Linked DNA regions of Homo sapiens: region 2 is linked to region 1. Evidence: read pairs that join two places in POLR2A ChIA-PET (ENCODE). Cell type or tissue: Caco-2. All regions are shown on one strand. Links, peaks and the distances in the headings refer to the core of each region. The heading gives the core; the rest is flanking DNA. Region 1 has its middle 14 kb from the start of MIR2117HG. Region 2 holds the start of LOC124904008 (a long non-coding RNA gene).

Region 1 (15,397 bases), core at 3,858-11,857:
ATCCGAGCACTTTGGGAGGCTGAGATGGGTGGATCACCTGAGGTCAGGAGTTTGAGACCAGCCTGGCCAATGTAGTGAAACCGCATCTCTACTAAAAATACAAAAAATTAGCTGGGCGTGGTGGCAGGTGCCTGTAATCCCAGCTAATAGAGAGGCTGAGGCAGGAGAATTGCTTGAACCAGGGAGGTGGAGGTTGCAGTGAGCCTAGATTGCACCATTGCACTCCAGCCTGGGCAACAAGAGCAAATATCCATCTCAAAAAAAAAAAAAAGAGAGAAGAATACAATACCTATTTTTAAAAATTTATCACCTAGGAGAAACTGGGTAAAGTGTTACAGGCACTCTGTCTACTATCTTTACAACTCTTTTGTAAACCTAAAATTATTTCAACATAAACATAACAACAATAGCTGCTGCAACTATTCCTAAAAAAAAAAATCATGTAAATTATAGGGCAGAGAGAAGAAGACAGTGTGTGGGGGGTGGGGAGGTGTTTAGGAATATTTTTCTCCAATTACCTTGTTCCTTCCCAAAAGAGATATTGACCTATATTCTAGTACACTTTATCCTGTCTTCTGCTATAGCCAACCTGTTGAACTCATCCATTTATTTTTTTCTTTCTTTTCTTTTTCTTTTTTTTTTTTGAGATGGAGTTTCGCTCTTTCTCTCAGGCTGGAGTGCAGTGGCACAATCTCAGCTCACTGCAACCTCCGCCTCCTGGGTTCAAGTGATTCTCATGCCTCAGTAGCTGGGATTACAGGCACCCGCCACCATGCCCGGCTAATTTTTATATTTTTAGTAGAGACGGGGTTTCACCATGTTGGCCAGGCTGGTCTTGAACACCTGACTTCAGGTGATCAGCCCACCTCAGCCTCCCAAAGTGCTGGGCTTACAGGCATGAGCCATGGCGCCCAGCCTTATCCATTGATTTCTTAATTTCAGATACCCTATTTTTCAGTGTACATTTGTGGATTTTTTTGTTATCAAAAAACCATTTTTTTTTAGATTCTAATTCTCTGTTGAAATTCTCCATATTATGTGCATCTTTTCCTCTATTTTCTGAATATATTAATGATAATTATTTAGAAGTCCTTGTCGTCTAACTCTGATGTCTATATCATCTGTGGATCCACATCTTATGTTTTCTATTTATCAGTCATATATTTTTGTCTTTTCACATTGCGATTTTTGACTGAATGTTGGTAAAATACACACAAAAGCACTATTGAGGCTCCATAAAATATTTATTTTCCACCAGAGACAGTTTACACAGTCCTCTGCAAGACACAAAGTGTGGTTAATCCCCTCAATCCAGTCAGGAACTCCTATGAGTCCAGGCTGTATTACATATTTGGTGAGGTTCAGTTCATCTCTGTTTGAGTCCATTCCTAGGTTGTGACCCTACTCAGCTTACGGTTGAGGGCATGGCCGACTGTGTCCTCAACACCAAGAGAAGCATAAGAATTTCCACTCTGCTTTTCAGAGACTTGTCAGTTTCTCTCTTTAGTTTTCCTCCCTGCATAGCTTCAGACTTCAGCAGATGTTATGAGAGGGAATCTGGCTACCTATTTAAGACCCCTGGATGGGTCTTGGTGGTTCATGCCTGTAATCCCAGCACTTTGGGAGGCTGAGGTGGGAGGATCACTTGAGCCCAGGAGTTCAAGACCAGCTGGGCAACATAGTGAGATTCTGTCTCTAAAAAAAATTTTTTTTTAATTAGCTGGTTGTGGTGGCACCAGCTGGTAGTCCTAGCACTTTGGAAGGCTGAAGTGAGAGGATCGCTTGAACCCAGGAGTTCGAGACCAGCCTGGGCAACAAAGCGAAACCCTGTCTCTACAAAAAGTAAAAATAATTAGCCAGGTGTGGTGATGCATGCCTATGGGACCCAGCCACTCGAGAGGCTAAGGTGGGAGGATCGCTTGAGCCCAGGACTTCAAAGTTGCACTGAGCTATAATCAAGCCACTGCACTCCAGCTGGGGTGAAAGAATGAGACCCTATTTCTTAGGAAAAAAAAAAAGAGAGAGAGAGAGAAAGAAAGAGTGAGAGAAAGAGACCCTTCAAGTATCCCATTTTGTGTTTCCAGTCCCCGTGTGACCGTCAGAAGCTCTGCTGGCTTCTCTGCCTAGCAGCAATGCCTTCTGTGTAGGACAAACCCAGATTATCAATCTCGAGTCTTATCTAGAGTTAGAAAATGCTCCTGGGGAAAAGGAGCTGCAGATCTTCATTCATCTCGGAAAGGTGAACCCTTCCCTGTAATGTCAGTCTCTCTTATGAACTTCTGCAGCTCTCTGATGCTTTCATAAATATCATTTTTGCAGTTTACCTGGCTTTTTTAGATGTTCCCAGAAGAACTATTGGCTTGCTGTGAACTATTTTGTCCTATTCAGAAATACTCTCAAGATATATTCTGATGGATTGAATATATTATCATAGGTTTTGTTGGAACAAAATCTCTTGAGAAATCATTTTTTCCTTTATCTCTTCCTCTTCCCCCCACCCCCAGCCCTCTAGATGTGGGTATAGAGAAAGAAGCACCTTGGGTCAATTCCAGATCTCCTGCTCACCTAGTGTATGGGATTAGAGCATTTATTTAAACTCTCTGCCTCTCAGTTTGATCTGAAAATGAGGATCCTGTGAAAATTAAGTGAGGTAACACTGTATGGCACCCAGCACGAAGGCTGGCACATGGATTTTAATGCCTTTCACCTCTTTCTTCTCTCTCCTCTCCCCACAGCTGATTTGAGCAAGCTTCCTCTTAGTGGCTGGGAGAGTTTTCCCACAAAGGGATCAAAGCTAAGTGGTTTAGTGCTGGACGCGGTGGCTCATGCCTGTAATCCCTGCATTTTGGGAAGCCGAGGCAGGAGGATTACCTGAGGTCAGGAGTTTGAGACCAGCCTGGTCTACATGGCGAAACCCCATCTCTACTAAAAATACAAAAATTAGCCGGGCGTGGTGGCGGGCACCTGTAATCCCAGCTACTGGGGAGGCTGAAGCAGGAGAATCGCTTGAGCCTGGGAGGCAGAGGTTGCAGTGAGCCCAGATGGTGCCACTGCACTCCAGCCTAGGCGACAAAGAGAAATGGTCTCTCAAAAAAAAAAAAAAAAAGAAAAGAAAATGCTTAGCGGTTTTGTTTGTTTGTTTCGTTTCACTTTTGAGCCGGAGTCTCACTCTGCTCGATCTCGGCTCACTGCAACCTCCACTTCCTGGGTTCAAGCGATTCTCCTGCCTTAGCCTCCCGAGTAGTTGGGACTATAGGCGTATGCCACCACGCCTGGCTAATTTTTTAAAAATTTTCAGTAGAGATGGGGTTTCACCATGTTGGCCAGGCTGGTCTCGAGCTCTCCCTTGGCCTCCCAAAGTGCTGGGATTACAGGCGTGAGCCACCGCACCTGGCCAGCTTAGTGGTTTAAAGGTAGTTTCTCTACTGATGACTAGAAAGGTGGTCAATGTGTCCAGTCTTAGGGGTAAAAGGAGATAAAGCAAGGTCTTTACTCACAGCATGTGGCCCTTGGAAATGACAACTTCAGGATATGGAGAGGCTAAGAGTAATTTAGAAGCGGTAATGGAGCTTCCCAGGGCCAGGCGGGGTCCACGCTCATAGCTATCTGGAGGTGGAAGACACTCATGGGACAGAGCTACTCAAATCTGTCACTCTTCAGTCGCTTTCCTCAGCCCCCTAGACAAGGCACTTAGACGCACGGTTTCATTTAAACTCTAAGCAGAAGCAGTGGTGTGCTGGACTTAGCTCAAACCATCTTGGATATTGAGAGCTGAATGTTGAATTTTCAGGAATTTTATGAGCTGGTTGACTTCATGTTGGTAACTTAAAATCTGCGATGGTGAGCTGGGTGCTGTGGCACGCACCTGTAATCCCAGCTACTCAGGAGGCTGAGGTGGGAGGATCACTTGAGCCCAGGAGTTCAAGACTAGCCTGGGCAACATGGTGAGACCCCCATCTCAAAAAAAAAAAAAAAAAAAAAAAGCTGCCATGGTGGGAATATTTATATGATGGAAACCAATGAACACTACAAAGAAAGGATTTGCGTTTCTTCTGGAGAGCCAGTTGTTAAATATTTACTAGCAAACCACTGAACATAAGTGTTTTTACCAATTTACAGTTGAGTAAACTGAGGCTTTGAGACCCAAGTTCTCTCAGAGCATAAGTAAGTGGCACAGCCAGTATTAAAATCTGGCTCTATTTTTCATTTATTTATTATTTACTTCTTTCTTTCTTTCTTTATTTTTTGAGATGGAGTCTCTCTCTGTCTCCCAGGCTAGAGTGCAGTGGCGCGATCTCGGCTCACTGCAACCTCCACCTCCCGGGTTCAAGTGATTCTCCTGCCTCAGCCTCCCAAGTAGCTGGGACTATAGGCGCCCGCCACCATATCTGCCTAATTTTTTGTATTTTTAGTAGAGACAGGGTTTCGCCATGTTGGCCAGGCTGGTCTTGACCTCCTGACCTCAGGTGATCCACCCACCTCGGCCTCCCAAAGTGCTGGGATTACAGGCGTGAGCCACCACGCCCGGCCCATTATTTTTGTTCTCAGGATGGTCATATATAACCCCAGGATAGGAAGAAATAAAAATGCTGTACTTCCCTTCCCACCCCCACTCCCTGCCCCAGTGTGAGTATCCAAAGAATATCAGAATCTCACTTCTGCTCACTGTGATCCTCACCGTGATCCCTGGCCCAAGCGGTCTTCCCTTAATCATCCCCATTCTACAGACTGGGAGGAAGCCCCATAAGGTTCAGTGACTCCCAGCCCCGGGCTCACACATTAGTGCCAGGACTCATTAGAGGCCTCTCCACCTGAATCCAGAAACCCTTGGCCATGCTCCAGCTAGCTGCCTGATAAAGGAGCAGAATTCTCGATTCAGGTTCAGGTTCAGCAACCATGCACATTTCCTTTCCTTTTCCCTTCAGGTGACAGGAAGCCATTGCTGGTCCTCAGGCAGGCTCTGTTCATTGCTGCCACAGCCTAAACTGCAAACATGGCATATCTGGGTGCCGCTGGGAAGCAACTCATTGAGGAGAGTGTGGCAGATGCTGCTGAGAGGCTAGGAATGTAGAGTAAGGTATCAGCAGGAGCCTGGGCAACATAGGGGGACCCCGTCTCTGCAAAAAATAAAAATACAAAAATTAGTCACGTGTGGTGGTGCATGCCTGTAGTCCCAGCTACTCAGAAGGCTGAGGCAGGAAGATTGCTTGAGCTACAAAGGTCAAGGCTGCAGTGAGTTGTGTTCGAGCCACTGCACTTCAGCCTGGGCAACATAGCAAGGCCCTGGGTATGAATTCTGACTCCCCACCTTAGCTGGGGGAACTTGGACTAATCACTGTGATCCTTAGTTGTATAATTTATAAAATGGGGATATTAATCTCGTCAGGCGCGGTGGTTCATACCAATAATCTCATCACCTTGGCTGGAGGATTGCTTGAGTCCAGGAGTTTGAGACCCTCCCTGGCAAAATAGTGAGACCCTGTTTCTACAAAAAATAAAAAACTAGCCAGGGTGTGGCGGTGTGTGCCTGTATTCTTAGCTACTTGGGAGGCTGAGATGGGAGGAACACTTGAACCCAGGAGGTTGAGGCTGCAGTGAGCCATGATTGCACCACTGCACTCCAGCCTGGGTGACAGAGATCCTGTCTCAAAAAAAAAAAAAAAAAAAGAAAGAAAGAAAATGAGAAAATGAAAAAGAGAAAACCTGAAGATTAACTGAGCCAACATGCAGCACCAGGGCTGGTGGACAATCAGTGCCCAATAATTAGTAGATTGGGGGCACACCAAAGGGATGTTTTGGACAAATGTTAAATCAATATTTGGCTGAGGCTGAAGAAAAATATCATTACCACATAATAAAATTCTCAGCTGGGCACGGTGGCTAATGCCTGTAATCCCAGCACTTTGGGAGGCCAAGGTGGGCAGATCACTTGAGGTAAGGAGTTCGAGACCAGCCTGGTCAACATAGTGAAAGCCCACTTCTACTAATAATACAAAAATTAGCCAAGTGCAATGGTGCACGCCTATAATCCCAGCTACTGAGGAGGTTGAGGCATGAGAATCACTTGAACCCGGGACGTGGAGGTTGCAGTGAGCCGAGATCTCACCACTGCACTCTGGTGGCAGAATGAAACTGTGTCTCAAAAAAATAAAATAAAATAAAATAAAATTCTCAGAGTCAAGAATAAATCTTATATTTTATTAAAGATTTAGTTACTGCTGCAAGTTTATTATTTAAAAAATTTAGTAGTCATATCTCTAAAGCTTGTCCTAATGCAGAAATAATACTTTCTCAGCACATTCAGCACCTGAATTGTTCCTTCGGTCACTACTTGGCACATTTAGGTTATAAGTAGAAGTTCACTTTCTATTATTATTATTATTGTTATTATTATTTTATTAGTTTTTGAGATGGAGTCTCACTCTTGTCACCCAGGCTGGAGTGCAGTGGCACAATCTCAGCTCACTGCAATCTTCACCTTCTGGGTTCAAGCGATTCTCCTGCCTCAGCCTCTGCGCCTGGCTAATTTTTGTATTTTTTGTAGAGACTGCGTTTCGCCATGTTGGCCAGGCTGTTCTTGAACTCCTGACCTCAAGTGATCTGCCTGCCTTGGCCTCCTAAAGTGCTGGGATTACAGGCATGAGCCACCATGCCCAGCTGATAAGTAGAAGTTCACTTTCATCTGGGGTTAATGGAGGGTCAAAACGTTTTTTGGATATCTCACTTATCTGACATTTTCTTCTTTCTTTTCTTTTTTTTTTTAGAGGGAGTCTCACTCTGTCACCCAGGCTGGAGTGCAGTGGAGCAATCTCGGCTCACTGCAAGCTCCACCTCCCGGGTTCACGCCATTCTCCTGCCTCAGCCTCCCGAGTAGCTGAGACTACAGGCACCCGCCACCACGCCGGCTAATTTTTTGTATTTTTAGTAGAGATGGGGTTTCCCTGTGTTAGCCAGCATGGTCTGGATCTGACCTCGTTATCTGCCCGCCTCGGCCTCCCAAAGTGCTGGGATTACAGGCATGAGTCACTGTGCCTGGCCTCTTTATTTTCTTTATTGCAATTGGATTGAATGAAACCCGTCATGAATGTTGTGTATGTTTTTTCTCTTCCTGAAATTTTGAAGTGACAATGTTGACATTTGCTTTTGGTGCAACTTCACAAGATATGGAAATTCTCAGATAGTCTTTTTTGAAAGACTCATGGACTAAATAACTAAGGATTACAACACTCAAAGTTTATTTTGCTTAAGGTTATAAAGGCTAGTTCACCAAACAATTCTACTAAGACTAGAATTATGATATGGTAACTATTATTTTGTCTTATATTATCGTTTAAATTTTCATAAATGTTTCATGGCCTAAAAAGGCTGTAATATTTTCCCTAAGGTTTCTAGCTCAGAGTCATTCAGTGTGGGTCCTCAGGCTAGTAGCATTACCAAAACACTGGAGTTTGTTAGAAAGACAAATTCTTGGGCCAGTCCAGAGACCCATTGAATGAGAACATTTGGAAGACAGGTTCCTGGAATCTGTATTTTAATCAGCTCTCCAATGATTTTGAGTGTCCGTAAGTTTGAGAAGCACTGATCTAGCCAACACACACTCCTGATAATTGCATAGTTGTCCATCTACTTTTTATATCACCATTTGAAAGTTCCAAACTGTTTTGGTACATAGATCATCATTAAATATTACAGCATTTTAAATCTTGAGACAAACATTTCAACACATAGAGACACACGGAGATTTTTCACTTTTTTTTTTTTTTTTTTTGAGATGGAGTCTTGCTCTGTCGCCCAGGCTGGAGTGCAATGGCGCAAACTCGGCTCACTGCAACCTCTGCCTCCCAGGTTCAAGCGATTCTCCTGCCTCAGCCTCCCTAGTAGCTGGGATTACAGGCATGTGCCACCACACCTGGCTAATTTTGTATTTTTAGTAGAGACGGGGTTTCTCCATGTTGGTCAGGCTGGTCTCGAACTCCCGACCTCAGGTGATCCGCCCGCCTCAGCCTCCCAAAGTGCTGGGATTACAGGCATGAGCCACTGCGCCCGGCAGTTTGTTTTGTTTTTAGTCTGCAAAGTGGGAAATATAATCCCTGTTGTGGGACTCTACTGGCACCAAGTGGGAAGGGGATTCTCTGCCCTAATAGCTTCCCTGACAGAGGCAGGAAGGTCCCTAATGAATCTGTTTAAAGACATTTTGCTTGGTTTATTTCCTCTTCTCTCCCAGCCTATCAAGGTAATTGTGAATAACCCATGAAATACCAGATGTGAAGGTGCTTCATCATCCAAAGGGGACCGGGAGAAGGAGCCCAACTAGTTACCTTCCTACTGGAAGGCATGGTCCCACTGACACAGTTTCTGCTCACGAACACATGGTAGTTGCTGAAGAAATGTCCTTTGAAGAGTGTTTTGTGGCCTGAATGTGTTCTCTGCACCCTGCTTTCTCTCATTCTTTTATCCATTTGCTCATTTGTTCACATGGCCAGCATTCCTTGAGTACTGCTCTCTGCAAGTCCTTGTCTGGGCACTGGGCATAGAGTGGAGTGAACAAGGCAAACCAGGTTCTTGCTCTCAAGCAGTAAACAATCTGTGGGACAGAGAGAGTCCTGGAGGATTCCAGTGCTGTGTGATTGGTGTCAGGATAGAGGGACACACAGGGGGACTGTCGGATTGCAGAGTTCTCATATTGGTCCTTCTCAAGTATAAGGAGGATCTGCTAAGCATGGAATTTCCCAGCCCAACCTGAGATATATCCCTTTGCTCTCAAAGGTCCAGGGTAGACAGCAGATAGAGAAGCTCTAGGACGGTCCCAGGGGAGGAATCCCGACTGGGCACATTCTTACTGTAACCTTACTTCCCTGACCCTGCTGTCTCCCTGCAAGGCATCTGTAGCACCGGCCTTGCCATTTTAGCCTTCTCCAATTAGACATCACTCATGAAGGCAGGGAGACTTGGAGTGAAGCCTGGCCAATGGGTTATTTATTCTATCGTTTGAATCACAATACATCTCCAAGCTTACCCTTGATTTGGCTAATTCAAGAGATTAAAGCCCAGATGTGATGGGGGCTGTGCTGTCACAAAATGTCACAAACCCCTCATTTTGTGCCAGCTGATGAGAGACTAATTGCCCAGACGGTGAGAGAGCATGATTAGTCCTTCTTTTATGCCAAGCCCCGAGGGAGATGAGAATTAATCGTGCAGCCCGGTGGGAGGGGCTCTTCTGTCTCAATGCGCTCTCTCAAGCTGGCGAGAAGGTTCCCTGATGAATATGCAGTAGAGGAAGCTGATTTGTCTTCCTGCTTAGCTTCAGCCAGGTCCAGCAATAACTTCTGATTCTGGCAGGCTCTGTGTTCAACATGGCTCTTCCCTCCAAGTCTTCTCTCTCTGGCTGCATATTTTGTTTCCCCCCTTTTCCTGCATACTTCACTTCTTCACCTCCCACACATCCTTTTCAATATGTTTTTATGTTCTTGGCAACCCTTACCAAGGACAAGACTGACCTCCTACTCATCAAGACTAATGTTTACCAGGATGGTCCTCATCTATTTGACCTCTCTGTAATGTTTGAAGCTGTTGGCCACTTTTTCCTTCTGGAATCTCTTTCCTTGTCTTCTGGGAGTCCTTCCTCTCTCACTTTCCTAATCTTTTCTTCTCCATCTCCAACTTCCTCCCCCACCCTGAAAATGTTGACATGTTCCCAGTTCTCTGTTTCAGTTCTTTTCCTATTCTCTTTGCTCCCTCAGAGAGTGACACATGCTGTTGGTTGCCAATTCAACACTCATTCTCTCTTCTTTTTTTTTTTTTAAGATGGAGTTTTGCTCTTGATTCCCAGACTGGAGTGCAATGGCGCGATCTCGGCTCACTGCAACCTCTGCCTTCCAGGTTCAAATTATTCTCCTGCCTCAGCCTCCCAAGTAGTTGGGATTACAGGTATGTGCCGCCATGCTTGGCTAATTTTGTATTTTTAGTAGAGACGGGTTTCTCCATGTTGGTCAAAGTGGTCTCGAACTCCCGACCTCAGGTGATCCGCCCGCCTCAGCCTCCCAAAGTGCTAGGATTACACGTGTGAGCCACTGCACATGGCCTTTTTTTTTTTTTTTTAGACAAGTCTTGCTCTGTCACCCAGGCTGGAGTACACTGGGGCTATCTTGGCTCACAGCAACCTCTGCCTCCTGGGTTCAAGTGATTCTCCTGCCTCAGCCTCTCGAATAGCTGGGATTACAGGCGCAGGCCACCATGTTTGGCTAATTTTTGTATTTTTAGTAGAGACAGGGTTTCACCATGTTGGCCAGGCTGGTCTTGAACTCCTGACCTCAGGTTATCTGCCTGCCTTGGCTTCACAAAGTGCTGAGACTACAGGCAAGATACACCGCACCCAGCCATTCTCTCTTCTTGTTCAGGGAGGGTGACCCCTCCTCTGTGCCAAAGGATGAATCATGATTGGTTCAAACAATCATGGTAAATCATTTATCTTTGCCTATGATTTAAGAGTGGACACGTAGGCTGGGCACAGTGACTCACGCCTGTAATCCCCGTACTTTGGGAGGCTGTCGCGGCTGGATCATGAGGTCAGGTGTTTGAGACCAGCCTGGCCAACATAGTGAAACCCTGTCTCTACTAAAAATACAAAAATTAGCCGGGTGTGGTGACACGTGCCTGTAGTCCTCAGCTACTCGGGAGGCTGAGGCAGGAGAATCGCTTGAACCTGGGAGGCGATGCTTGCAGTGAGCTGAAATTCTGCCAGTGTACTCCAGCCTGGCTGACAGACTGAGACTCCGTCAAAAAAAAAAAAAAAATGATTAGACATGTGACATACTCCTTGCCAATGGAGCACAAACAGAAGTTTAGATGGGAGGCATTTCAGGAAACAAATGTGTGGGGAGAAGCTGCCTTTTATACCTTTAAACAAGATTTGAGGACATGGTGCCTGAAGCTGTAGAATCCATCTGCAGCTGAGCCTGGGGAGAAGTTGAACAGAGTCAGTCACAGTGATGCTGTCCTGAGCTTTGAGGTAGTTAAGCCAGTAAGTGAATCAATCCTGGACTGAACCTGCTATTCTCATTTTTGAGTTGCTATGAGTTGGGTTTTCTGCTACCTGCAGCTGAAAGCATTCCCAATGGTACATAGGGAGATACTAACATCTCCCATGACTTTGACTACCAGCTCTGCACTGTTGCTGCCAAAGTTTATGAGTTTAATTCAGATCTCTTACTTGTAGCATCATAGATGTCTTCACATGAATATCCCTCACACTTAAGATCTAAACAAAACCCCATCTGTATATCCTCTTATTCTCAGGCCAAGTCAACTGGCTTTCCATCATCCTGCAGTAATTTGTTCATACCTCTGTTAGAGCATTTGTCCCATGAGTTTGTTTGTTTAACTGTGTCTGTCTTCCCCTTTAGAATATAAATTCTCCTTTAGAACCTTTTTTTTTTTTTTTTGACAGAGTCTTGCTCTTGATCTGTCACCAGGCTGGAGTGCAGTGGCGCAATCTCGGCTCACTGCAACCTCCACCTCCTGGGTTCAAGCGATTCTACCACCTCAGCCTCCCAAGTAGCTGGGACTACAGGCGCCCAGCACCACATCCAGCTAATTTTTGTATTTTTAGTAGAGATGGGGTTTCACTATGTTGGCCAGGCTGGTTTGAATTTCCTGACCTCATGATCCGCCCACCTCGGCCTCCCAAAGTGCTGGAATTACAGGCATAAGCCACTGTGCCCAGCCTAGAACCTTATCACATCTTTAAATCCCTAGTATTAAGTAGAAGCTATTATATACTTGTTGAACAAATTAATTGGCAAATGTTCAGAATGTTCAGAGGTGTTCAACTGCAAGTAACACAATATCTAAAGACTAGTGACTTAAATTGTAAAGATGTTTACCTATCTCACAAAATGTGAACTTTGGAGTTACATTGTTCCAGGATTAGTTAAGCAGCTCATCAAAGTCAGGAAACTGAGTCAGAATATCTGAGATCCTCTTGGCTCAGAATCTCTGAGATTCTTCATTGTTGCAAAGTAGCTGCCACAACTCCAACATTACATCTTTGCACAACAATCTTCCAAGCAGGAAACAAGGGAAGCAGATCTTGGTGGCAGCAAAAGGGCTTCCACTTCACATACTTCTCTCTTTTTAGGGGGGTGCAAATCCTTCCAGAAACAACTCTCTGCATTGTTAACTGGAACTATGTTATGTATCCCCTTGGATCAATATCTGGCAAAGGGAACAGCAATGACCGAGATCGGCTTAGACCGATCTTGAGTCATTCCTGGTGCTGGTCATGTTGCTGTCTGACCAAAGGAGGATTCTGAATCAAGGTGGGAGAGTATCTACCGGATAGGTGATTAATGATACTTGCCCTTGATGTGGTTTCCTGAGTCCAAGCTCTTCCAGAACCCTCGCTGTTTCTTGGGCACTTCTGAGATACACATAGCTCTGTGGTCAGCCTGTTCCTTTATAGAACAATCCCTATATTCTCCATGTTTAGTGATCCATAGCAGAGGCTGATTATGTGCAGTTGTATAACTCTGTGAACTTGCTCTTTAGCAGGGCTAGTGCACACAGGAGTCAGTGTCAAGGGGAGGTGGATGGCGGCAACTTTGCTTGCCAAGCCACGCACCTTGGCATGGGGTTGTGTCTGTTTGGAGGTAGGAGTATCTTGTTGCAATTCTCACAAAGGCACTGTAATGGCTGTGGCTGCTCTGTCTTCCAGAAAGGCTGTACCAGCATGGTGAGTGTATAATGGACATGAGCATGGACATGGGATGGACATGAGAATGTTCATCTGTCTATACCCTCTCCATTACTAGGTATAATCACTCTAGAAAATCTTTAATAATCTTTTATCTGGTCCCCTTGGCTTTAGCCTTTCCCTATGCACTTGATATCTACTCCCAGATTTACCTTCCCCCAAATCTCAAAGCAGTTGCTTCCTTGCTTAAAATCTTCTGTTGACTGTCTTTTTTTGTGGGGGGGGACAGAGTATTGCTCTGTCACCCAGGCTGAAATGTAGTGGCGTGATCTCAGCTCACTGCAACCTCCACCTCTGGGTTTCAAGTGATTCTCCTGCCTTAGCCTCCGAGTAGCTGAGATTACAGGCACACACCACCATGCCCAGCTAATTTTTTGTATTTTTAGGAGAGACAGGGTTTCACCATTTTGGCCAGGCTGGTCTTGGACACCTGACCTCAAGTGATCTGCCCATCTCAGCCTCCAAAAGTGCTGAGATTACAGGCGTAAGCCACCCCACCAGATCTGGGACTGTCTTATAGGTATACGTTAAACCCCTTACTTGACATTATGGGCCACTCAAGATCTGGCCCCACCCTATGATCCCAACCTTATTTCTCATTATGAATCTTTCACCGAAGCCAAAATTTTTTTTATGCTGCTCTTCACCCTCAAATTCCTTTCTTCTTCCTTTCTGCTTATTCTTGAAGACATGGCTCAGATCCAATCTCCTGAGGAAACATTCCTTGGCTGCTCTAGCCTACCCTCTTATCACCTCTGAATTCCTTCCATTCAGTGGTTCTCAACTTTGGCTACAAGTTAGGATTACCTGGTGAGCTTTAGAAAATACCATTGCCTGGGTCCAGCCATAGACATTTTGATTTAATCAATCTTGGTGCCAGATTGGACTCTGGGATATTTAAACACTCCCTAGGTGATTCTAATGTGCAGCCAAATTCCTGGACTCATTTGGAGTTTTTGTGTTGCATTTGTGAGTTTTAAAAATCAGATTCCTGAGCTGCACCTCCAGGGGTTCTGACATCTATATAAAAGCTCCCCAGGTGATTCTAAAGTGAAGCTTGATTGAGGGCCACTGTTCTGTGCTTACATATTTTTATTAATATTTTGTTTTGGGCCAGGCGTGGTGGCTCATGCCTGTAATCCCAGCACTTTGGGAGGCCGAGGTGGGCAGATCACAAGGTCAAGAGATTGAGATCATCCTGGCTAACACGGTGAAACCCCATCCCTACTAAAAATACAAAAAATTAGTCGGGCGTGGTGGCGGGCACCTGTGGTCCCAGCTACTCTGGAGGCTGAGGCAGGAGAATTGCGTGAACCCAGGAGGTGGAGCTTGCAGTGAGCCGAGATCGCGCCCCTGCACTCCAGCGTGGGTGACAAAGCGAGACTCCGTCTCAAAAAAAAAAATGCTTTGTTTTTTGTTTTGTTGTGTTTTTTTGAGAGTTTCCCTCTGTTGCCCAGGCTGGAGTACAATGGCACCATCTCAGCTCACTGCAACCTCCGCCTCCCGGATTCAAGTGATTCTCTTGCCTCAGCTTCCTGAGTAGCTGGGATTACAGGCATGCGCCACCACACCCAGCTAATTTTGTATCTTTAATAGAGAAGGGGTTTCTCCATGTTAGTCAGGCTTGTCTCGAACTCCCGAACTCAGGAGATCTGCCCACTTCAGCCTCCCAAAGTCCTGGGATTACAGGCGTGAGCCACCGTGCCCATCCTTATTTATTTATTTATTTATTTTTGAGATAGTGTCTTGCTCTGTCATTCAGGCTGGAGTGCAATGACATGATCTTGTCTCACTGCAACCTCCACCTCCTAGGTTCAAGGATTCTCCTGCCTCAGCCCCCCAAGTAGCTGGGATTACAGGCATGCACCACCATGCCCCACTCATTTGTATATTTTTAGTAAAGGAGGGGTTTCGCCATGTTGGCCAGGCTGGTCTTGAACTCCTGACCTCGGGTCATCCGCCCTCCTCGGCCTCCCACAATGTTGGGATTACAGGCAGGAGCCACCATGCCCAGCCTCTTTCAGTTTTATTTCTATGCATAACAAAATGGCATTATGCGATGGCTTGTGTTTTTTTTTTTGTTTTTTTGTTTGTTTGTTTGTTTGTTTGTTTTTGAGACAGGGTCTGGCTCTGTCATCCAGGCTGGAGTGCAGTGGTGCGATCTTGGCTCACTGCAACCTCCACCTCCTGGGCTCAAGCTATCTTCCCACCTCAGCCTCCCAAGTAGCACAGGCCACCACACCCAGCTAATTTTTTATTTTTTGTAGAGATGGGGTGGTCTAAAACTCCTGGGCTCAAGTGATCTTCCTGTCTCGGCCTCCCAAAATGCTGGGATTACAGGTGTGAACCACTGCGCCCAACCCTGATTTTTTATCTTCACTTAGCAATATATCATGAACATTTGCCTTTGTTAGTAAATATTCTTCTATAGCAAGAATATTGAATATTAGTTGGCAAGCTTTTTCTATAAAGGTCTAGGTAGCAAATGTTTCAGGCTTTGTGGGCCATACAGTTTGTTGCAACTCTGTTGTTCTAGCATGAAAACAGCCATAGACAACACATAAACAAATGAGTGTGGCTGTGTTTCAATAAAACTTTATTTACAAAAACAGGATGGACATTCATTTGGCTTGTGGGTGTGTTTCC
Region 2 (15,397 bases), core at 2,944-10,943, 180 kb after region 1:
GATGGAGTAGATGCTGATTTTATTTGAACTCAAAGGATCAGGTGTGGTGGCTCATGCTTGTAATCCCAGCACTTTGGGAGATCGAGGGGAAAGGATCAATCACTTGAGGCCAGGAGTTTGAGAACAGCCTGGGCAACATAAGGAGACCCCATTTCTATGAAAATTAAAAAAAAAAAAATTAGCCAGGTGTGGTGGCACATGCCTCTAGTCCCAGATATTCAAGAGGCTGAGGCGAGATGATTGCTTGAGCCCAGGAGTTCAAAGCTGCAGTGAGCTATGGTTGCACCACTGCAATCCAGCTTGGGTGACAGAATGAGACCCTTACTTAAAAAAAAAAAAAAAGTTGGATATCTTGGCTGATGTCTGGATTATACACACAAAATACTGCATACAATTCTGGGACTTCAGGATCTCCCAAAACTCATGCAGTGGAGAGCCCCCATTTTGGATCCTATCTCTTTTTTTGGTTCTCACTTTTTTTTAACCACTCTCATCGGTGTACTTCCTCTCACGCCACAGATTCCAGGGCTGAGGCCCCCACCCCTAACACTCAGGCCCCTCTAGCTCTACTCTGAGATGTGATACATACACTCCCTGGGAATTTTCTGGACTGTCCTCAAAGGACCACTGGGCAATCCTGGCATTCTGCATTTGTACCAGTTCTCCTCTCCCTCAGGATGATGCAGCAGTCCCAAGAGAATCAAAAGTCTCCTGCTACCCCCACCCCTCCCGTCCCCACTGCTGAGAACCTGTCCTTCCCGATGATGTCATACCTGGCACATGGGCCTTAGCTAGAACTAGCAGCTGCGGGTCACCCACTGCAGGCCGCTCCTGGCAGGGGAGCAGTAACAACTTGGTCCTGAGCCTGAGCTGCTGCAGGATTTACTACTACCTGCTTTTCTTGGATCTGACAACTACAGAAAGCGTTGGAGAAAGGATTTTGAATTTGTCCCAAGAAAATAATTCAAAAGAAGAAAAGCACTACAGGCAAGAAGGTGTCCACTGGTATGGTAGTGACACTAATCACCAACAACCTAGAAGTCCAGTAATGAGAAGAACCAACATTTGCCCTGCATTTCACATTACTCCGCCTGCCTCCTCACGATTACCCTGTGAGCTGGGTAGGCACTTGGTCCAAGTTTACACAATGAGTGAGTAGCCGAGCTAGACTTTAAGCCTGAGCTCTCTCAACTACGCCACTATGATGGTATTCTCTCCCTCTGATTTAACCACTTGTTTTATGCAAGTTAAGTTAGTTACAAATGCCTTCTACTGATTGCTGGCTTACTCTGTGCAGGGCATTGTACCAGATGTGCCACAGACGGGCTCTCATCAAGTCTTTCTCCAAACCCTGTGAGATGGATATTATTTTAAAGATGAAGAAACTGAGGCTCAGAGTGGATAAATTATTTGCCCAGATCACAAATGTGTTTTAGGTTTTGTCTGATTATTATAACTATCACAATGATGAATTACATTTTGATTCCAGCTTTTTTTTTCTTTTCTTTTCTTTTTTTTTTGAGACGGAGTCTCACTCTGTTGCCCAGACTGGAGTGCAGTGGCACGATCTTGGCTCACTGCAAGCTCTGCCTCCCGGGTTCATGCCATTCTCCTGCCTCAGCCTCCCAATTTTTTATATTTTTAGTGGAGACGGGGTTTCACCGTGTTAGCCAGGATGGTCTCAATCTCCTGACCTCGTGATCTGCCCGCCTCAGCCTCCCAAAGTGCTGGGATTACAGGCGTGAGCCACCGCGCTGGGCCCTCTTCTTTTTTTTTTTGATACAGAGTTTTGCTCTTGTTGCCCAGGCTGTAGTACAATGGCATGATCTCGGTTCACCACAACCTCTGCCTCCCGGATTCAAGCGATTCTCCTGCCTCAGCTTCCCAAGTAGCTGGGATTACAGGCATGCGCCATCACGCCCAGCTAATTTTGTATGTTTAGTAGAGATGAAGTTTCTCCATGTTGGTCAGGCTGGTCTCAAACTCCAGACCTCAGGTGATCCACCCGCCTCAGCCCCTCAAAGTGCTGGGATTACAGGCATGAGCCACTGCACCCCACCTCCAGCTTTTTCCCTTCCCTTCCCTTCCCTTCCCTTCCCTTCCCTTCCCTTCCCTTCCCTTCCCTCCCTTCCCCTCCCCTCCCCTCCCCTCCCCTCCCCTCCCCTCCCCTCCCCTCCCCTCCCCTCCCCTCCCCTCCCCTCCCTTCCCTTCCCTTCCCTTCCCTTCCTTTCCTTTCTTTTCTGTTTTTGAGATGGAGTCTCACTCTGTCGCCCAGGCTGGAGTGCAGTGTTGTGATCTTGGCTCACTACAACCTCTGACTCCCAGGTTCAAGTGATTCTCCTGCCTCAGCCTTCCAAGTAGCTGGGATTACAGGCACGCGCCACCATGCTCAGCTAATTTTTGTATTTTTAGTAGAGACCAGGTTTCGCCATGTTGGTCAGGCTGGTCTTGAACTCCTGACCTCAAGTGATCTGCCCCCTTGACCTCCCAAAGTGCTAGGATTACAGGTGTGAGCCACTGCACCTGGCTGGCTTTTTTCTTTTTAAAAATTATTTCCTTGGAATAAATGAAAATTATTTCTCCTCTCTGAGCCTCAGTCTATCTGCAAATAGTGACTACTCTGTAGGGTTATAGGAGAATGAGGTGAGGTGTCCTATGTAAAAGGACCAGGCAAAGATTGGCATTTAATGAGTCTCCATCAGTGTGGGGTTCCTGCCTTCCTTTTGGGACCCTTGAGAGCAGCTTCTGTATTTGCTCATCATTTTAGTCAACAAGATGGTTCAGGGCTGGGTGGATGCTTGACCACATATGCAGATGGCTCAGAGCTGGGAGAGTAAATGAATACAGCAAATGCAAAATAAAGTCTGCAGGGTCCTCACTTGGCCAGGGCAGGCAGAATGACTGTTTTCTAGAGCTACTGTAAAGTCCTACATTTGGGTTTTGAAAATCAGTGTCTCCGCTGGGCAAGGTGGCTCACACCTGTAATCCCAACATTTTGGGAGGCCAAAGCAGGAGGATCACTTGAGGCCAAGAGTTTGAGACCAGCCTGGCCAACATGGTGAAACCCTGTCTCTACTAAAAATACAAAAATTAGCTAGGTATGGTGGTGCACACCTGTAGTCCCAGCTACTGGGGAGGCTGAGGCAGGAGGATTGCTTGAACCTGGGAGGCGGAGGTTGCAGTGAGCCGAGATGGCGCCACTGCACTCCAGCCTGGGTAACAGAGAGAGACTCTGTCTAAAAAAAAAAAAAAGAAAAAAAAATCAGTGGCACAATTATGCAATGGTGGGTGACTAGGCTTTCCTTACAGTTCATGGGGCATAGACCTAGGGGTTTTAGTCAACCACAAGATCAAAAGAAAATTGTCTGTGAGATACATCCGTTAAAATACTAATGGCATCTTGGGCAGGAATCAGGGACAGTGTCCATCACACAGGGGGAAACAGTCCCACTGCACAACCACATCTAGAGTGTTCTGACCCATTCTAGGACCCATATTTTAGGAAGGACACTGATATATTGGAGTATATACAGAGAAAGGATGGGGAAGGTGACAGAGCAGGAGCACCGTCATCTCAGACAGACACCGTCACTTTAAGTTCCAGCTGCCTTTCTAGCCTCATGCATTTCAGGGAAATCACTTCTTTTCTAACTACAAACAGCCAGAAAGAGCAGACAGTAAAACAGATAAGACAGCTTGGGCACAAAGGGAGGTGGGGGAAAGTCTCTTGGGTAACTGCCAAACTTTCCCCTCATACAATAAGGCCCCAGTAAAATAGTGGGCCTTAATAAGCACATTCCTTTCCCTTCAGGTGCACTAAGACAGGGAAGCTAAAAGCAGACTCAGGGGTATGCCTGCAGCTGCACAAAGATGTATGGGAACAGACACACAACTCTCCCTCCCAGATAAGCACAACAACAAGACACAGAAGCATTCCAAGCCTCTGATAAACTCTCCCACCCTGAATCCTTAAAAACTCTTAGTCTGTAAGAGAGTGTGCCTCCCACCTAACTCAGCCAGAAGCTCCTCTCATGTTTGTTTTCTCTAAAATAAACCTGTCTTGACTGGTGAGCCACCTTTCATGTTTCCTTCCTCTTTCTTTAATTCTTACAGAAGGGTCTGGAAATAAATGGAGGCTGAAGGAACTGAGATGCTGAGCTGTGTATTAGTTATTAATTGCTGTGTAACAGGTTATCCCCAAACTTGCTGGCTTAAGAAACCATACACGTATTATCTCACAGTGCCTGTGGGTCAGGAATCTGGTATGAGTGCTCTGCTCAGGGTCTCACAAGGCTGCAGTCAGGGCTTTGGTCAGGGCTGTGGTTCAGGGGAGGAGGATTCGCTTCAAAGCTCATTCTCATGGCTGTTGACCAGAGACATTAGTTCCTGCCCTGTGCTAGGCAGCTCGACATGACAGTTGGCTTCCCCCAGAGTGACGGCTCTGAGGGACAGGAAGAAAGAGCAAGCAAGATGGAAGTCACAGACTTTTGGTCACCTAATCTTGGAAGTGACAGCCCACCACTCTTACCCTGTTCTGTTTGTCACTATGTCCAGCTGACACTCAAGAGGAGGGGGTACGAGAGGTGGGGCTCCTTGGAAGCCACCTTAGAGGCTGCCTACCACAGGGGAGGAGGAGGGAATACGAGGTGGGAGGGGAGGACAGAGGACAGACATGCTCTTTATTAAGAAGGGGCGGCTGTTGAATTGCATGTGGATTGTGGACATAGAGGGGAGAACTCATGAGTGAGAAATGGCAGGGAGGCCTATTCAGCTGGTGTGTCAGTTAGAACTGCCCAATAATGGAAAGGACTGCCTAGGTAGATAGTGAGCTCCCTGTCACTGGTTGTATCCAAGCAGAAGCTGATGCCCTGTCAGGGAAGTGGTAGAGAAGGTTCTGCTTTGGGGGGCAGGCTGTACTGTCAGGCAAGCCTCTGATTTTCTGCCGTTTGAACTTTCAGGTATTTGGAATTTAGGAATGATTAGTGAAGCAATCTCTACCTAATCATAGCAGAATCTACTTAAATAGTAAGCTCTTTCACTTTTTGAAAGTAGGATTTTCTACAACGTGGTAGCAAGTGGGTGGGACTATCTTTTGAGCCTCTGTAATAGGCCAAGTACTGTATCACTTACTCCTGCTAACAACTCTCCCATCTCACAGTCAAGCTCCTAGGATTAATATGGTGGCTCCAGAGTGATGGGGACCCAGGCTCCTTCTTTCTTTTGCTCAGCCAGCCTTAGAGCATTGCCTTTGTCTGCATGGCCCAAGACAGCTCTCCACCACTTCTGTATTCCCAAGCAAGGATAAAAGAAGGGTGTAGGAAAAGGTCTGACTATTTTTTATATTTGTCTGCGGACAGTTTTTTGTTTTTTTTGTTTTTTCTGAGATGGAGTCTCACTCTGTCACCCAGGCTAGAGTGCAGTGGCACGATCTCGGCTCACCGCAACCTCCACCCCCTGAGTTCAAGCGATTCTCCTGCCTCAGCCTCCTGAGTAATTGGGATTACAGGCACCTGCCACAGCGCCTGGCTAATTTTTTCGTATTTTTAGTAGAGACAGGGTTTCACCATCTTGGCCAGGCTGGTCTTGAACTCCTGACCTCGTGATCCACTCACCTCGGCCTCCCAAAGTGCTGGGATTACAGGCGTGAGCCACCACGCTCGGCGACTGCTGACAGCTTTTAAGCCCTACCCTCTCTCTTCACTTTGTGCCCATGTCTGGCTAGCTGAAAAAGCCCAGGAAAGTTAGCATGGTGGTACACTGGAGGCTGAGGATTGCTTGAGCCAAGGAGTTCGAATCCAGCCTGGGCAACATAGGGAGACCCAATCACAAAACAAAGAAATCCCGGCCAGGCACTGTGGCTCACACCTGTAATTCCAGCACTTTGGGAGGCCGAGGTGGGCGGATCACAAGCTCGTGAGATTGAGACCATCCTGGCCAACATGGTGAAACCCCGTCTCTACTAAAAATACAAAAATTAGCTGGGCATGGTGGCGCGTGCGTGTAGTCCCAGCTATTCAGGAGGCTGAGGCAGGAGAATTGCTTGAATCTGGGAGGCGGAGGTTGCAGTGAGCTGAGATCATGCCACGCACTCCAGCCTTGGCGACAGAGCGAGACTCTGTCTCAAAAAAAAAAAAAAAAAGCAAATCCCAGGAGTTCCCTTCTTTGGTGTCAGCAGGAAGTTCAAGTCACAAACTTGATCCCTCACGCCAGCCCCACCCCCACCCCAATTTTATATTCACCATAAAAATGCAGGACAGGTGAGCCCCCAAATTGGGGCTTAGACCAGGCGGGTGCTTAGCTTCACCCAAGAAAGAATTCAAGGGTGAGCCAGTGGTGTAGGATAGCAACTTTTTAAAATTTTTTTTATTTTTGAGACGGAGTCTTGCTCTGTCATCCAGGCTGGCATGCAATGGCGCAATCTCAGCTCACTGCAACCTCTGCCTCCTGGGTTTAAGCAATTCTCCTGCCTCAGCCTCCCGAGTAGCTGGGACTACAGGTGCACGCCACTATGCCCGGCTAATTTTTTGTATAATATATATGTATATATTTTGGGTCGGGCACGGTGGCTCACACCTATAATCCCAGCACTTTGGGAGGCTGAGGTGGGCGGATCACCTGAGGTCAGGAGTTCAAAACCAGCCTGACCAACATGGTGAAACCCCATCTCTACTAAAAATACAAAAAAAAAATTAACCAGATGTGATGGCGCATGCCTGTAATCCTGGCTACTTGGGAAGTTGAGGCAGGAGAATCGCTTGAACCCAGGAGGCAGAGGTTGCAGTGAGCTGAGATCGTGCCATTGCTCTCCAGCCTGGGCAATAAGAATGAAACTCTTTCTCAAAAACAAAAAACAAACAAACAAACTATATATATATATTGGAGACAGAGTTTCGCTCTTGTTGCCCAGGCTGGAGTGCAATGGCGCGATCTCGGCTCACTGAAACCTCTGCCTCCTGGGTTCAAACTATTCTCCTGCCTCAGCCTCCAGAGTAGCTGGGATTACAGGTGTGTGCCACCACACCTGGCTAAAATTTTTTTTTTTTTTTTTTGAAATGAAATCTCGCTCTATGGCCGAGGCTGGAGTGCAGTGGTGTGATCTCGGCTCACTGCAAGCTCCGCCTCCCGGGTTCACGTCATTCTCCTGCCTCAGCCTCCCGAGTAGCTGGGACCACAGGCGCCCACCACCACACCAGACTAATTTTTTTTTTTTTGTATTTTTAATAGAGACAGGGTTTCACCATATTAGTCAGGATGGTCTCAATCTCCTGACCTCGTGATCCGCCCGCCTCGGCCTCCCAAAGTGCTGGGATTACAGGTGTCAGCCACCGCACCCGGCCAATTTTGTATTTTTAATAGAGACGGGGTTTCTCCATGCTGGTCAGGCTGGTTTTGAACCCCCAGTCTCAGGGGATCCACCCATCTCGGCCTCCCAAAGTGCTGGGATTACAGGCATGAGCCACCGTGCCAGACCAATTTTTTGTATTTTTAGTAGAGATAGGGTTTCACCATGTTGGCCAGGCTGGTCTCGAACTCCTGACCTCAGGTGATCCACCCACCTCGGCCTCCCAAAGTGCTGAGATTTACAGGCATGAGCCACCACACCCAGCCTTGGATAGCAACTTTTATTGAAGTGGTGGTGTACAGCAGCAGCAGAGAGACTGCTCCTTGCGGAGTATGGCTACCTCATAGGCAGTGTGCCCAGAGTGGCAGCTCAGAGGCAGTTCTGCAGTCATATTTATACCCACCTTAGTCATATGCAAATTAAGGGGCAGAGTATGTATGCAGAAATTTCTGAAAAATGGGTGGTAACTTCTAAGTTGTCAGGTTGTTACCATGGAAAGGGACAGTAACTTCTGGGTGTTGCCATGGCAATGGCAAAGTAACATGGCACAGTGGAGGCCATGTCTTAAAGAGAGGTGCTTTCCCCTCCTTCCCTGTTTTAGCTATTACTCAGTCTGATTCATTGCTGAGCCCCATCTCTGGAGTCAAGTCCCACCTCCTACCTCAACATGACCAAATCTAACTGCAAGCAAGGCTGGGAAATATAGTCTCTCTTGGGCAGCCATATGCTCAGCTGAAATTCTAGTCTGTCGTTAATGGAAGAAGAGGAGGATGGATATTTGGGGCCACATCACCTTTCTGTTGAGGCAGAAACTAAGACACAGAAAGGCTAAATAGGCCGGGCACAGTGGCTCACACCTGTAATCCCAGCACTTTGGGAGGTGGAAGTGGGCAGATCACTTGAAGCCAGGAGTTCAAGACCAGCCCAGCCAACATGGTGAAACCCCATCTCTATAAAAATACAAAAATTAGCCAGGTGTGGTGGTGTGCACCTGTAGTCCCAGCTACTCAGGAGGCTGAGGAACAAGAATTTCTTGAACCTGGGAGGTGGAGGTTGCAGTGAGCTGAGATCACGCCAGCCTGGGTGGCAGAGCAAGACTCTGTCTCAAAAAAAAAAAGAAAACAAAACAAAAGAAAAAGCCTGGTGCAGTGGCTCAGGCCGTAATCCCAGCACTTTAGGAGGCCAAGGATCAGCTGAGATCAGGAGTTTGAGACCAGCCTGGCCTGCATGGTGAAACCCCATCTCTACTAAAAATACAAAAAAAGGTAGCCAGGCGTGGTGGCGCACGCCTGCAGTCCCAGCTACTCAGGAGGCTGAGGTAGAAGAATCACTTGAACCCGGGAGGCAGAGGTTACAGTGAGCTGAGATCGTGCCACTGCACTCTAGCCTGGGTGACAGAGTGAGACTGTGTCTCAAAAAAAAAAAAAAAAAAAAGGCTAAATGAATTGCCCAAGGCCACAGAGTCAGAACTCCATGCCATCAGTCCTGGTGCCATTGCAGAGAGAAGTGCCACTGTTACCAAAACACTAGGCATTTGGTCTAGGTCCTGCTGTTCGCCACATAGAAAGCTAATGATGACTGAGATGACAAATATTGTCAAGGAAGAAGACTGTAATCGGGTCCTACAGCTGAGAAGTTGGGAGCTCAGTCTCAAATCCATCTCCCCAGTGGACTAAAACTAGGGGTTTATATAGCAGGGAAGAAATGTAACAATGTTCAAGATAACAGGAACTAGGGAGGGGCAAGGAAGCAATCATAATGAATAAGGAATGGGCATCTATCTCAATGTCCGGATGTGGCGATCTGGTGAGTTTCAGTTCTTTGATACTTTTTTTTTTTTTTTTTAGAGGCCTGAACTTCTTTTCCTGAGGAAGGAACTCAGATAAAAACAAATGTAAGTTTCAAGCTTTAAGACCAGAAGGGGCAATATCTATGTTTATCCAAAAAAACTGTCTGTTTATTGGGTAGGTCTCACCACTTTGTCTCCTGAATGTCTTCCCGAGGAGACTCTGATCTCCTTGAGGGCAGGGCATGTGCCTTTCCTGTCTGGAAGGCACCTAGTAAATGCCCAATAAGCATTGGTTGTTATTGTGAAAGAGCAGTAACTGATTCACAGCTGCTTCCATAGCACTTCCTGGACTCCAGCACTCACTCCGGACCAGGCTCAAGTTTCTGGATGGGTAGGAGGGCTGGCTGGGAACAAAAGAAAACAAAGGAAAGCTGATTTGGTTCTTTGTTCTGTGTAGCCCTGTGCTAAGCTTCCCCGTCCTCCAGCAGCTTGCACAGACCCTGGTTCCAGCACTTGGAGTTTTACTGCAATAATGCTCCATTATTGCTGTGTTAGAGTGTTATTATGTATTTCCATGTCTGTCCCTCCCCCTAGACTGGAAATGCCTTAAGGTTTCTTTAGTCCCAGGACCTAGATCAGTGCCTGGCATATAACAGGTGTCTTGTAAATGACCGTTGACTTCATGAGTGGGTTTTATGTATTGTATTGTACTGTAGTGTATTCTAGAGTATTGTATTCTAGAATATTGTATATGTTTGAGACAGTCTCACTCTGTCACCCAGGCTGGAGTGCAGTGGCATGATCTGAGCTCACTGCAACCTCCACCTCCCAGGTTTAAGTGATTCTTGTGCCTCAGCTTCCCAACATAGCTGGGATTACAGGCGTGCACCACCACACCCAGCTAATTTTTGTAAGTTTAGTAGAGATGGGGTTTCACCATGTTGGCCAGGCTGGACTTGAACTCCTGGCGTCAAGCAATCTGTCCGCCTCAGCCTCCCAAAGTGCTGGGATTACAGGCATGAGCCACCACGCCCAGCCAAATTTTTGCATTTTTATAGAGACGGGGTTTTGCCATGTTGGCCAGACAGGTCTTGAACTCCTGGCCTGAAATTATCCACCTGCCTCGGCTTCCCAAAGTGCTGTGATTACAGGCATGAGCCACTGCACCTGGCCTGCATGAGTGAAGAACTGAAAAAGGAGGACAGAAGGAAGGTTGGGGACAGGATCGAGGTTTAGCAGGGTGTCAGAACCACCGTACTAGCCAGTTTTACTGCAATAATGCTCCATGACAAGCCCTCCCAGAACACTGGCTTACATCAACCAGTGTTTATTCACATATTTTCCCCACTCATGAGTCTGTGAGTGGGGAGTCGCCACTCATAAGGCTGGCTCTGCTGGGGCTGAGCTATACTTGGCTCTGGGCTTAACCTTAGGTATGCTCCGTGTGTTTCTTCCCTTTCTTGGGCAAGTTGCTGTTTGGCATGTGCCCTTCTCATGGTGAATGGCAGGAGTGGAAACATGGTGCCACTTCAGGCTTTACCTTGGAACTGGCATGCTGTTGCTTCTCACATCCCATTGGCCCAAACTGGTCACATGGCCAAGCCCAATGCTGCTGGGTAGGGAAATATATTCCACCCACTCTCCTGCTCCAAGGTCACAAGGTAAGTCACATGAAGAGCTGAAGAACAATCTACCACAGCTTCCCTGAAACAAAACCCAGAACCTCTTATGTTCCTCCAGTGAGAAACTCTAGAAGAGTGGCTGCTGGTCCCTGAGTGCCACTTGTGGTCCTGATAGCCCTTTCCTCCTGGGTTTATGGCAGAAAGAGACAATTGTCCCCATTGCCCATTGCCCCTTTCTTTCTTTTAGTAATAGAACACTCCAGGTTTTAGTTAGGCATGTGGTGCCCACTAGGGGCCACATTTCCCAGCCTCCTTTGCAGCTAGATGTGATCATGTGACTAAGCTGTGGCCAATGGGATGATGCACAAATGCCACAGGCACCTCCTGATGACAGTTGGTATGAGGAAGCTGCATGTCCTCCCTTCCTCTGTCCTCCTTGCCTTGGGCTGGAATGTGGGCTCACATGGATGGTGAGGTAGCTTCAGCCATGAAGACAAGGACAACACTCCAGGATGACGGAGTAACACAGCAGAAGGAATCTGGGTGTTCACACAAGCTCCTGGTGTTTGCCCTGGTTGCCTGCCCAACCCTGGTCCCTAAAGTGAGAGAAAAATAAAATTCTCTTCTGTGTTATATTTTTGTTTCTTCCAGCATCTTAGCCTGTATCTCAACTCACATAAAGTCCCTCACTTGTCATCCCTTTGCTGCCCCTGCTCTGGCACCTAAACACCCCTTGCCTACCTTTTATCTCCCATTCACCAACGTGTGGACCCAAATCCCTTTTCTTGATTTTCCTTAGCAAAATGGAGACAGGATGGAGTTTTTAAAAATCGTAAACTACAAAGAGTAGTCAACGGCAAAATAGAACCCAAGAAATGAAGCAGAAAGCAATCAAGTTTCCATCACAGAGATACCTCGCCCCATCATGGCCATTACCCAGGGCAGTGTGATTGGGCTTTGCCCAGGGGGCTGGAAATTTAGAGGATATGGAATTTAAAACAATAATTGCGGAAAGTGATGAAAGTGAAACTGTTGTGACATTTTTAACATTTTGACAGCACATGCACCCCTGCATGACACAGAAACAAAGGGATTTGGCCCTTCCATAGGAAGCTTCCAGAAGGCCTGTGGTTAATAACACCTCCTTCATGATTCCTAGATGGAAAACCAAAGTTGGTTTGAGGGTGTGTTTCAGACCCTTGCCTGAGGCAGCCGAAGTGCCAGTTAGAGCTCTGTGTCCTACCAAAGGTGACTCACCCCATGGACTCTGCACCTTTTCACTCTCACCTTTCAGAATTTCCAACTATTCCGATTTCATGGCCACTTTTATGGAGCTTCTTGATCCGCAAACTTCAGGCTACTTCCCTCCAACCCACATCATCTTATCTCCTGCCCTCTCTGACCTGGGCTCCTGGCCATGACATTTCTTTCTTGGCCAAGACCAGGAAAGTTCCCCCTAACTCTCTGGAACCCTTCTTCATCATGCCAGGTTCCATTCACAGTGACTTGTGTCATCCCTAGACCATTGCCAGGAATCTGATGATGAGTCCAAGAAATAACCTGTGACCCATATTTTCCAGAGTCCTGCAGGAATTTGACATTTGTAGATCTCAAAGTCTCACAATTGCTTTTTTTTTTTTTTTTTTTGTCTTTTTTAGATGGTCTTGCTCTTGCTCTGTCGCCCAGGCTGGAGTGCAGTGGTGCAAACTTGGTTTACTGCAGTCTTAAGTCTTAACCTCCTGTGCTCAAGTGATCCTCCTGCCCCAGCCTCCCAAAGTGCTGGGATTACATGCATGAGCCCCCATGCCCAGCCCAACAATTTCTTAATTATACTATAGCCTTTGCTTCCACAGGAAGGAAGGGAGGAAGAAATTATTTTTTTTTCCGAGACGGAGTCTCGCTGTGTCGCCCAGGCTGGAGTGCAGTGGCGTGATCTCGGCTCACTGCAAGCTCCACCTCCCGGGTTCCCACCATTCTCCTGCCTCAGCCTCCTGAGTAGCTGGGACTACAGGCACCTGCCACCGTGCCCGGCTCATTTTTTTGTATTTTTAGTAGAGACCGGGTTTTACCGTGTTAGCCAGGATGGTGTCGATCTCCTGACCTCCTGATCTGCCCGCTTCGGCCTCCCAAAGTGCTGGCATTACAGGCGTGAGCCACCGCGCCCGGCCGGGAGGAAGAAATATTAAGGGAACATCTAGTATGTGCTAGATATTTTCCTATTTTCTTTCTCATCTAGCTGCAAGATCATATGATAACATGAGACAGCAGAGAGGAGAAGACCCCTGTCTCACAGCCAGTAAGTGGTAGGGCTGAGGTTTGAACTCGGGTTTCTCCAACTCCAAAGCCTGGGCTCTTTCCTTCATGCAGTCTCCACACAAGAACTTGCACAGGTGCTCAAGGGTGCTGAGGAGGAGTGTTTGGTTGAAGATGCAAGAAGAGAGAGAGATTAAATGGGAGTGGGCTTAGATGAGGGAGGAAGAAGATGATGGGGAAGGAAGGTGGCAGACGGACTGAGTGATGGAGAAGGGAGGTGGGGGAGGGAAGGGTCACAGGGTTCTGCTTTGACAGGGATTTGGGATCCCAAGAATGGAGCTTTTTTTCCACACTGTGCCTTGCTGGAATCACCTCACGTCCCCACATGCGATGAGCTCATCCTTCTCTTGGCACCACCTGCCTCTCATCTTGGCCCTGGCTGGGACGCACCAACGTTTCTGCAGGAGGAATAAAGCAATAACAGGAATCTCATTTTTCTCCTTAAAATAATATCTCTCTGTTCTGCCAGCAAGCAGGGAGCTACTCCTGCCAGCACTCCAGTGGGAAGCCTGTTCCCAATCCGATAGGATTAGTCTGATACTGGCTTCCCAGGAGCCCCCAGTAGCCAAGGCAGCCCTCAGGTGACCTTGAGCTCCTGGCTACAGATCCCCTGATGTCCTTCTCAGCCCCCAGATAGTCACTCACCTCCATGCCTCCATCCCAGGCTCTCCAGGGCAAAGGGATGCTATTCTCACTAGTCCCAGGCTCCCCTAGCTGGTAGCTCCTTCACCATCTCTCTAGGACCTAACCAATTTCCTACAAGGAAAGGATCACTGGAAAAACCATTTTGAACAGGAAGAATTTAATTTTTTTGCAACAGGCTTTCCCCTCTTTAAAGAAAAGAAAGAAAAAAGAGTCCTCATTTACCTAAAGGTCTGAGTGCCTGGAAATTTCTTCCCTGTGTGCACATTACCCACTTCCTGGCTGCAGGGATGGAAGGACTCGGAGAATTCGAAGGATATTAAACAGATTCATAATGGACTCAGCAGTATAAACATGTCTCAAGTGCAGACAGAAATGCCACAAGCTCCTACTTGGTTTAATGAAAACATACACCAGTTGTGTCTGTGTTCCCATTTTACAAATAAACAAGGTGGGGAGATGGACTCGGAAATTGTCCCTGGGGAGCCAGGTGCCTCTGTTCATTGCAATTTCAATGGCTTCTCCTGCCCACAAACAACTCGGAAAAGAACGCTTAATGTAGCCTTGCAGATCAGTGCCAAAAGGCACAGCAAATGGGAGACGCCTGGCCAAATGGTCCGCAGCCATTCCTGTTCTTTGTGGTGATGCTCCGCGTGGCTGGGGGCTCAGGGGCCCCGAAGACGGTGTTACCAACCGAACAGCTCCAGGCAGCAGGATGTACACAGGACGGTGCATTGGGAGGCCTGGGTTCAAATCCAGCTTCTGTTCCCACTGCCAGCAGGCTATGCCATCCCAGGCACCTGACTCCACCCCTCTGCCTCCAGCCAGGTTTGCCTCATCTGTGAAACGGGGTAACAATCCCAGACCTGTGTCGCCGCATGATCGCAAGGGCTCTCTGAGACAAGGTGGGCCAATGTCCTGGGTTAAGATGTAAATGACTTCAGGAATGGCCATTTTTCTCATTTTAATTCAAAATCAGTATTTCCTATTACTGGTTCTTTCAAATCTAGAGCTGGAGGGACTGTGTCACAGTCAGAAAGTCTAAACAAGTCGAGGCAGGATCATTGACTCAAAGGCCAGCATGACTAATTTGGCCCCATAGCTAGTTAGTTCGGTGCTAGGAACATCCACCAAACCAGTGAGCTGGCTGGGTTGACCCGTGGGTTTGGTCAAAACGGCTGCCTGGTTGTTCCAGCAGGGGCACGGCCCACATCTGGACAGGGAAGGAAGATAGATGTGGACATTGGAGCCAGCATGCCTGGGTGTTGCTGTGTGACATGAGGCAAATTCTTGAACCCTCCTGTGTCCTGGGCTCCTCATTTGCCAAATAGGGACTAATAGAAGGCCCTCAAAGGAGACTTGGAGGATGAAATGGTGGAGTTGTGTGAAGCGCCCTGGACAGTACCAGCCCCCAGCAAGTGCTCTGCAAGTGTTAGGTAATATTTGTGTCAGGGGAACTCTAGGCATTAACAGCAAGATGTTTCTAAAGAATAAAAGAAATTCTCAGATAAGGAAACCGAGGCTCCTAAGTGGGGCACGATTTGAGGAAGTTCACACAAGTTCAACTCGCATTCAACTGACATTTTCCAGGCACCGTGATCATAGTAATCATCGCATGGTTAACATTCAGGGATCCCTTTCTCCATTCCAGGAAGAGTGCAAAAAATATCTTGTGCTTTAAAGAATCAA

What was found. Peaks named below come from ENCODE experiments on the same cell type or tissue, not always from the same donor. Only the 100,000 strongest peaks of a DNase experiment are listed, where the experiment ranks them.
Region 2: POLR2A ChIA-PET joins it to region 1 with 11 read pairs; 2 of 35 experiments call an interaction of 5 or more read pairs at or near these places.

Annotation. Positions count from the first base shown.
Region 1 is chr17:43,422,620-43,438,016 of GRCh38, forward strand. No RefSeq gene overlaps it. Among named protein-coding and RNA genes, the nearest start is that of MIR2117HG, 14 kb to the right of the region's middle. In Caco-2, for the core only: a CTCF peak has its summit at 6,130 (motif pointing left); a DNase peak (open chromatin) is centred at 8,822.
Region 2 is chr17:43,600,698-43,616,094 of GRCh38, forward strand. LOC124904008 (a long non-coding RNA gene) reads left to right here and starts at 12,928. Exons shown (of 2, transcript XR_007065763.1): 1 at 12,928-13,049; 2 at 13,322-13,498. In Caco-2, for the core only: no CTCF peak of the experiment used is centred there; no DNase peak of the experiment used is centred there.